Linked DNA regions of Homo sapiens: all the other regions are linked to region 1. Evidence: chromatin contacts called from ENCODE Hi-C or POLR2A ChIA-PET data. All regions are on one chromosome and are shown on one strand. Each heading gives the region's core, a stretch centred on a gene start or an enhancer-like site at or near the end of the contact. The rest is flanking DNA. Distances are from core to core; before and after follow the strand shown. Region 1 holds the start of TGFB1 (transforming growth factor beta 1). Region 2 holds the start of CD79A (CD79a molecule). Region 3 holds the start of RABAC1 (Rab acceptor 1).

What was found. Hi-C counts contacts between places; a loop is a spot of excess contacts on that map. ChIA-PET counts read pairs that join two places held with the same protein, here RNA polymerase II (POLR2A). Pooled maps may share reads with other maps.
Region 2: a pooled map shows a loop between it and region 1 (3-fold over the local background). The contact joins the promoter of CD79A here to the promoter of TGFB1 in region 1. A Hi-C loop is called at or near these places in 3 of 37 single-sample maps with no recorded cell type and 12 of 50 pooled maps. POLR2A ChIA-PET finds 5 or more read pairs at or near these places in 11 of 52 experiments (A549, Caco-2, GM10248 and 7 more).
Region 3: a pooled map shows a loop between it and region 1 (5-fold over the local background). The contact joins the promoter of RABAC1 here to the promoter of TGFB1 in region 1. A Hi-C loop is called at or near these places in 2 of 37 single-sample maps with no recorded cell type and 10 of 50 pooled maps. POLR2A ChIA-PET finds 5 or more read pairs at or near these places in 2 of 52 experiments (WTC11 and activated B cell).

What each region holds. Positions count from the first base shown.
Region 1 is chr19:41,352,672-41,355,371 of GRCh38, reverse strand. TGFB1 (transforming growth factor beta 1) reads left to right here and starts at 1,450. Exons shown (of 7, transcript NM_000660.7): 1 at 1,450-2,682. The coding sequence starts at 2,328. B9D2 (B9 domain containing 2) reads left to right here. Exons shown (of 4, transcript NM_030578.4): 4 at 359-955. The coding sequence ends at 672. RefSeq lists enhancers at 573-1,074, 998-1,147 and silencers at 1,148-1,677, 1,828-1,897, 2,198-2,277, 2,438-2,700.
Region 2 is chr19:41,876,013-41,878,712 of GRCh38, reverse strand. It overlaps CD79A (CD79a molecule), which reads right to left and starts at 1,434. Exons shown (of 5, transcript NM_001783.4): 1 at 1,330-1,434. The coding sequence starts at 1,408. RefSeq lists a silencer at 1,233-1,292 and an enhancer at 2,700.
Region 3 is chr19:41,958,020-41,960,750 of GRCh38, reverse strand. It overlaps RABAC1 (Rab acceptor 1), which reads left to right and starts at 1,430. Exons shown (of 5, transcript NM_006423.3): 1 at 1,430-1,514; 2 at 1,803-2,015; 3 at 2,368-2,465. The coding sequence starts at 1,459. RefSeq lists an enhancer at 1,053-1,342 and silencers at 1,453-1,702, 2,153-2,222.

The DNA.
Region 1 (2,700 bases), core at 201-2,700:
GGCTGCCCTGACATGGGGTCATGGAGGAGGATAACACAGAGAGGAAATTCAGCAGAGGTCTGATTAGAAGGGCCTTGAATGTTGAAGAGGTTGGACTTTATACTGAGGGCACTGGGGAGCTATGGAAGGATCCTTAGCAGGGGAGTAACATGGATTTGGAAAGATCACTTTGGCTGCTGTGTGGGGATAGATAAGACGGTGGGAGCCTAGAAAGGAGGCTGGGTTGGAAACTCTGGGACAGAAACCCAGAGAGGAAAAGACTGGGCCTGGGGTCTCCAGTGAGTATCAGGGAGTGGGGAATCAGCAGGAGTCTGGTCCCCACCCATCCCTCCTTTCCCCTCTCTCTCCTTTCCTGCAGGCTGGCCCCGGCTCCATTTCCAGGTGTGGTCCCAGGACAGCTTTGGCCGCTGCCAGCTTGCAGGCTATGGATTTTGCCATGTGCCCAGTAGCCCGGGCACCCACCAGCTGGCCTGCCCCACGTGGCGGCCCCTGGGCAGTTGGCGAGAACAGTTGGCACGGGCTTTCGTGGGTGGTGGGCCGCAGCTGCTGCATGGGGACACCATCTACAGTGGGGCCGACCGCTATCGCCTGCACACAGCTGCTGGTGGCACCGTGCACCTGGAGATCGGCCTGCTGCTCCGCAACTTCGACCGCTACGGCGTGGAGTGCTGAGGGACTCTGCCTCCAACGTCACCACCATCCACACCCCGGACACCCAGTGATGGGGGAGGATGGCACAGTGGTCAAGAGCACAGACTCTAGAGACTGTCAGAGCTGACCCCAGCTAAGGCATGGCACCGCTTCTGTCCTTTCTAGGACCTCGGGGTCCCTCTGGGCCCAGTTTCCCTATCTGTAAATTGGGGACAGTAAATGTATGGGGTCGCAGGGTGTTGAGTGACAGGAGGCTGCTTAGCCACATGGGAGGTGCTCAGTAAAGGAGAGCAATTCTTACAGGTGTCTGCCTCCTGACCCTTCCATCCTTCAGGTGTCCTGTTGCCCCCTCCTCCCACTGACACCCTCCGGAGGCCCCCATGTTGACAGACCCTCTTCTCCTACCTTGTTTCCCAGCCTGACTCTCCTTCCGTTCTGGGTCCCCCTCCTCTGGTCGGCTCCCCTGTGTCTCATCCCCCGGATTAAGCCTTCTCCGCCTGGTCCTCTTTCTCTGGTGACCCACACCGCCCGCAAAGCCACAGCGCATCTGGATCACCCGCTTTGGTGGCGCTTGGCCGCCAGGAGGCAGCACCCTGTTTGCGGGGCGGAGCCGGGGTGCCCGCCCCCTTTCCCCCAGGGCTGAAGGGACCCCCCTCGGAGCCCGCCCACGCGAGATGAGGACGGTGGCCCAGCCCCCCCATGCCCTCCCCCTGGGGGCCGCCCCCGCTCCCGCCCCGTGCGCTTCCTGGGTGGGGCCGGGGGCGGCTTCAAAACCCCCTGCCGACCCAGCCGGTCCCCGCCGCCGCCGCCCTTCGCGCCCTGGGCCATCTCCCTCCCACCTCCCTCCGCGGAGCAGCCAGACAGCGAGGGCCCCGGCCGGGGGCAGGGGGGACGCCCCGTCCGGGGCACCCCCCCGGCTCTGAGCCGCCCGCGGGGCCGGCCTCGGCCCGGAGCGGAGGAAGGAGTCGCCGAGGAGCAGCCTGAGGCCCCAGAGTCTGAGACGAGCCGCCGCCGCCCCCGCCACTGCGGGGAGGAGGGGGAGGAGGAGCGGGAGGAGGGACGAGCTGGTCGGGAGAAGAGGAAAAAAACTTTTGAGACTTTTCCGTTGCCGCTGGGAGCCGGAGGCGCGGGGACCTCTTGGCGCGACGCTGCCCCGCGAGGAGGCAGGACTTGGGGACCCCAGACCGCCTCCCTTTGCCGCCGGGGACGCTTGCTCCCTCCCTGCCCCCTACACGGCGTCCCTCAGGCGCCCCCATTCCGGACCAGCCCTCGGGAGTCGCCGACCCGGCCTCCCGCAAAGACTTTTCCCCAGACCTCGGGCGCACCCCCTGCACGCCGCCTTCATCCCCGGCCTGTCTCCTGAGCCCCCGCGCATCCTAGACCCTTTCTCCTCCAGGAGACGGATCTCTCTCCGACCTGCCACAGATCCCCTATTCAAGACCACCCACCTTCTGGTACCAGATCGCGCCCATCTAGGTTATTTCCGTGGGATACTGAGACACCCCCGGTCCAAGCCTCCCCTCCACCACTGCGCCCTTCTCCCTGAGGACCTCAGCTTTCCCTCGAGGCCCTCCTACCTTTTGCCGGGAGACCCCCAGCCCCTGCAGGGGCGGGGCCTCCCCACCACACCAGCCCTGTTCGCGCTCTCGGCAGTGCCGGGGGGCGCCGCCTCCCCCATGCCGCCCTCCGGGCTGCGGCTGCTGCCGCTGCTGCTACCGCTGCTGTGGCTACTGGTGCTGACGCCTGGCCGGCCGGCCGCGGGACTATCCACCTGCAAGACTATCGACATGGAGCTGGTGAAGCGGAAGCGCATCGAGGCCATCCGCGGCCAGATCCTGTCCAAGCTGCGGCTCGCCAGCCCCCCGAGCCAGGGGGAGGTGCCGCCCGGCCCGCTGCCCGAGGCCGTGCTCGCCCTGTACAACAGCACCCGCGACCGGGTGGCCGGGGAGAGTGCAGAACCGGAGCCCGAGCCTGAGGCCGACTACTACGCCAAGGAGGTCACCCGCGTGCTAATGGTGGAAACCCACAACGGTGAGCTCGGAGGGGCAG
Region 2 (2,700 bases), core at 185-2,684, 520 kb before region 1:
TGGGAGGCCCTTCTCACCTCTGCAGCGCCATCTCTTGCCCCCCTCCCGCATACCCACTTTGTACTCTGGCCCTGTGAACTCTCTGGATTTTGGATGTTTGTTCCAGGCACTGGAGGACCGCTGTCCAGACAGCTCCTTCCAGAAGCAGTGCAGGCGTCCCCTCCTCCCGCAGCCTTCCCGGTCCATTTTTGCACCCCAGCCTCAGCCAGGCCCAGCACCTGGCGCTTTTTCTTGTGTAATCATTCACAGAACCCTAGAAGTAGGTTCTCTCCTTAGCCCCATTTTACAGGAGGGATGGCTGAGGCTCTGGGAGGGCAGGCGGGTTGCCAGCATCACCAGGCAGTCAGGAGTGGCACTGGGTTCAAACTCTTGGCTCCCTGGCCTCTCCCTGCCTGGGCTGAGGAGCCAGTCTGTGGCCTGCCCTGGCCTGTGACCCTGTGCCTGGCCCTCATTCTCTGTAAGTTGTATGTGTCAACCTAGGGGTCAGGGGTGAGTTCAGTCCTTGGGCTGGGCTGCTGGTGATTGAAGGGGCTCAGAGCGGGGTGGAGACTGGGGGTGTCTCTGAGTGAGACGAGGCGGCTCAGGCTGGCTGCAGTGTCCAATCCGGGCTCCTCTGGGAAGCCCCAGCTCTCAGCCAGGCCTCCCACATGGCCAGTCCCCTCTTCTGGAGGTAGGTGGAGGAGGGAGGTGAGGAAGAGAGAAGGAGGAAGAGATGGGGAGAGGGGCCGAGCACCCTCATCGTCACGGGCTTAAGACTCAGACGTGAACTCCAATCCTTGCTCCCAGTGTCCCCTTGGGTGGGGAACCTTTTTCTCTGAACTCCTGGGTTAGCGTGGCCACAGCCCCTGCCAGCTGTCCTTGAGCAGGTGAGGGGGAGTCCATGAGACACCCATTCCCCCAGTGCTGAGAAGGGACTCCCAACAGAGAGAGGCACCTGAGGTTTAAGGCAGAGAAAGCTTTTTCTCCCCTTGACAGACGCTGAATGCTGCTACCCCTAAGTCCCCTTCCTGCCCCCAGCCCTGGTGCTCAGTCAAGAGCAACTTTAGTTCCTTATTTTGGCCTGTGGGGAACAGGAGGTGGGGGAGGTGACTCTTGCTCCTGCCTCCCTGTGTGAGACTGTGGACGCCCCTTCTCCTTCGCTGGGCTCCCTCCAGCCCCACCTTGGCCCATCTTGGCACAGATACGATTTCTATAGGCATCTTCCCTGGGTCCCCTATCCTCTGCCTCCTCTTCCCCTTTCCCTGAGCCCCCTTCCCTCTGCCTGTGCCCTCTCTGCAGCCTCCACAGCTTCCCCCACCTCCCGCCAGTTCCTGCCCTTTGGCCACATACCCAGGTAGACAGCAGACAGCAGGAAGAGGAGGAAGATGGTGGCAGGCAGAGCTTGGAGGACTCCTGGACCCCCAGGCATCTTCTCCCAGTGGGTTGGTTAGTTTGAGTTGCAGCAGTCCCAGGGTACCAGATCCCTACCCCAAACCCCACCCTACTTCCTGCCCAGCCCCCCGGAGATGGGCTCCAGTGGCCCTCGCTACTGGGCCCTTTGCTTGTTGGGCCTGGGGACAGCCCCTGCCGGGTATGCTTCAGGCTGTGAGTGGAGAGAAACTGCTCCCTGCACCTGTGGTGGCCACAATTCCCCTGAGAGGTGGCTGCTTGGGTGGGGGAAGAGGCTGGTTCAAGGGCTGGCTCGTCACTGCTGAGCCTTTGGAAGGAAGCCTAGGGAACCTGAGTCCTGGGCATGTGTCATGGGCAGGTGATGGTTCTGAGCTTGACCTCTCCCCCTGCCTGGACTTGGGCAAACCTTGTCCCTTCCCTGACCCCATTTCCTTGCTTCTTGGGATTAGAAACAAGGACTTAAAGGGGTTGTCACATGCACAGAAATGGCCCACAGTAGGCGCCCAGTAAATGTTAGTCACTATAAATACTCATGAAGAATAAATAAGGCAGGCTGACCTGTGGCTGACTACCCGTGTGACTAGGTGGGCACTTTGATCCTTCGAAGCTTGACATTTTTCATCTGTGAGATGAGGACCAGAATGTCTCCCTGTCTCATTATGTGATACGAGATGGTGTTCCTGGTATTCAAGGAGTGAGAACCATGATCAGCTCTTTACTGGAATTCTTTTTTTAAAAAAACAGGCCAGCTATGGTGGCTTATGCCTGTAATCCCAGCCCTTTGGGAGGCTGAGACAGGAGAATCACCTGAGGTCGAGTTTGAGACCAGCCTGGCCAACATGGCGAAACCCCATCTCTACTAAAAATACAAAATTAGCCAGATGTTGTGGCACATGCCTATTATTCCAGCTACTCAGGAGGCTGAGGCAGGAGAATCAGTTGAACCCAGGAGGTGGAGGTTGCAGTGAGCTGAGATCACACCATTGCACTCCAGCCTGGGTGACAAAAGCGAAACTCTGTCTCTAATAATAACAATAATAACAACAACAACATATATTTTTCTTCTTTTTTTTTTTTAAGAGGGATGGGATCTTGCTATATTGCCCAGGCTGGTCTTGAACTCCTGGCCTCAAGCAATCCTCCTGCCTCAGCTTCCCAAAGTGCTGGGATTACAGGCATGTGCCACTGTGCACAGCCAGAAGTTGTTTTATATTGACCTGCCATGACTGGCAAGGTAGGCCATCCCCCATTTTACAGAGGGGGAAACCGAGGCCAGAGAGGGGAGGTTGTCACTTGCGGGTGTCATACAGT
Region 3 (2,731 bases), core at 181-2,680, 610 kb before region 1:
CTGCACTCCAGCCCTGGCGACAGAGTGAGACTCCGTCTCAAAAAAAAAAAAAAGTCACTTGAACCTGGGCATGGTGGCTCACACCTGTAATCCCAATACTTGGGAAGGCCAGGCAGAAGGATCGCTTGAGTCCAGGAGTTTGAGACCTACTGGGCCAACACAGCAAAATCCCTTATCTACTTAAAAAAATTTTCAAAAAAAAAAAGGTCACCTGGTTATCCCATATAGATATTTTCCTTCCAGCCCCACCCAGCTGCTTTGGAAAATTAGGATCCCAGTCTGCTTAAGGGAGCCCAGGCTTCCCTATACTTCCACACACATTTCTTGAGGCCCTGTTCTGGTTCACCCCATTAGAATTCAATTAGAATTCCAGCCCTGTGGGCCAGGCACAATGGCTCACGCCTGTAATCCCAGCACTTTGAGAGGCTGAGACAGGAAGATCACGAGGTCAGGAGTACGAGACCAGCCTGGCCAACATGGTGAAACCCCGTCTCTACTAAAAAAATACAAAAATTAGCTGGGCGTGGTGGCGGGCGCCTGTAATCCCAGCTACTCTGGAGGCTGAGGCAGGAGAATCGCTTGAACCCAGGAGGCAGAGGTTGCAGTGAGCCGAGATTGCGCCATTGCACTCCAGCCTGGGCAACAAGAGCGAGACTCCATTTCAAAAAAGCCCACAAAACTTCTCAACCTTTTGTCTTTCCCAACTTCACTCCCTTCTCTCCAAAGGTGTGTGTGGCGGGGTCGGAGGTGTCCCTAGCCCCAACTCATTCATCTTTGGGACTCCACAAGGTGGGGCAGGGGGCAACCTCAGATACCCCTCCAGCAACCATGGCCCCCTCACTAGCCTCAATCTCTTGAGGAAGGAATCAATTCCCACAAATTATCTAAATCTTTCTACTCAAAATGTAGTCCATGGACCAGGGGCATCAGCATCACCTGGGAACTCAGAAATGGAAATTATGGGCTCCACCCCAGACTTGCTGAATGAAAACATCTGGGCTAGGGCCCAGGAATCTGTTTTAGCAAGCCCTCCAGGTGTTTTTTTATGCCCTCTAGAGTCAGAAGGACAGCTCTGCACGGTCCCCATTGTGCCTTCCCTGGGAGAGTACACAACGCCCGCTTCTGCCGTTAGAGTTCCCATAACGCCCTCGCTCCTGACAGCCCACATGCACCCTCCTGAAACTACAACTCCTATAATACCCAGAGGCGCGCGCCGTCACTTTCTGGGATTATATCTCCCAAGGTGTTTTGCGAGTCAGACCGCCATCATAGCGCCCATCCTCTTAGTCACCGTCAGGACTACAACTCCCACAATACTCGGCGGCAGAACTACAGTCCCCAGCTGCTCCGGGGCTGCGCCACGTCGACTCCGCTGGGTGGGGCCGGCGTCGGGCGGGGCCGGCGGGGTCTTCAGGGTACCGGGCTGGTTACAGCAGCTCTACCCCTCACGACGCAGACATGGCAGCGCAGAAGGACCAGCAGAAAGATGCCGAGGCGGAAGGGCTGAGCGGCACGTGAGCGAGCTGGCTCTAGGCCCTCGGACCAGAGACCCGGGAGTCCGGGCCCCCGGCCCCCTCCTCCCTCCTCCCTCGAGAGCCTGGAGTCCCAGCCCCGAGCCGCAGAAGTGTTGGCCCCGGTCTCCTCTAATGGGACCCTGGAGTCTGGGCCCCTAGTCCCCTCCCTGCCTGCTGTACAGGAATCTGGGGTCCCGGGAGGGAGTCCAGGCACCCTTAGTCCCCTTCTTTTGCGGGGGTCTGGGGCTCCATCCCGGTCCACCACTGACCCGGCCCCACCCCCCGCAGGACCCTGCTGCCGAAGCTGATTCCCTCCGGTGCAGGCCGGGAGTGGCTGGAGCGGCGCCGCGCGACCATCCGGCCCTGGAGCACCTTCGTGGACCAGCAGCGCTTCTCACGGCCCCGCAACCTGGGAGAGCTGTGCCAGCGCCTCGTACGCAACGTGGAGTACTACCAGAGCAACTATGTGTTCGTGTTCCTGGGCCTCATCCTGTACTGTGTGTGAGTGCCTCCCGGGCCCCGCACCCGCACTAGCCCCGACCGGCTGGACCCCTCCTCTCGCCGCTCAGGCCCCGCCCTTCACCGCCCGGTCCCTCCTCTCACCGCCCAGGGCCCTCTTCTCACCGCCCAGGCCCCGCCCCCAAGGATTGGCTCTGCTAGACTACCTTGTCACCAAAGGGCCAGGTCCCCTACCCCACCATCACCCTGGCCAGGATGCAGTGTGACTAAATGTCACCTGGCCCTCCCTGGTCTCCAGGATGTAGCTTGCCGCCCGCCGGTGGAGAAGGCCAGGGCCGTCGGGCTGGCCCAGCCCCAGCTGTCTAACCGCTGCCTCCCTGCACTCCTCCTCCAGGGTGACGTCCCCTATGTTGCTGGTGGCTCTGGCTGTCTTTTTCGGCGCCTGTTACATTCTCTATCTGCGCACCTTGGAGTCCAAGCTTGTGCTCTTTGGTGAGAAACCCCCTGCCCAGATGAATCCTTGGTCCCTCAAATCTTGGTCTTTTGGAATGCAGACAGACCTCAGACCCCAAATCCAAGTCCTTCAAAACCCAAGTCCGCCCAAGCCTAGATGTACACTAGATCCCCCAAACCTGATCCCTTAAAATCTCAGACACAACCGATCCTTCCATCGAGTCTCAGCCCCCTCAAATTGCTATTCCTCAAACCCAGGATCCACCTGGCTGCTGTGCCTTAAACCTACTCCTTTTCAAACCACA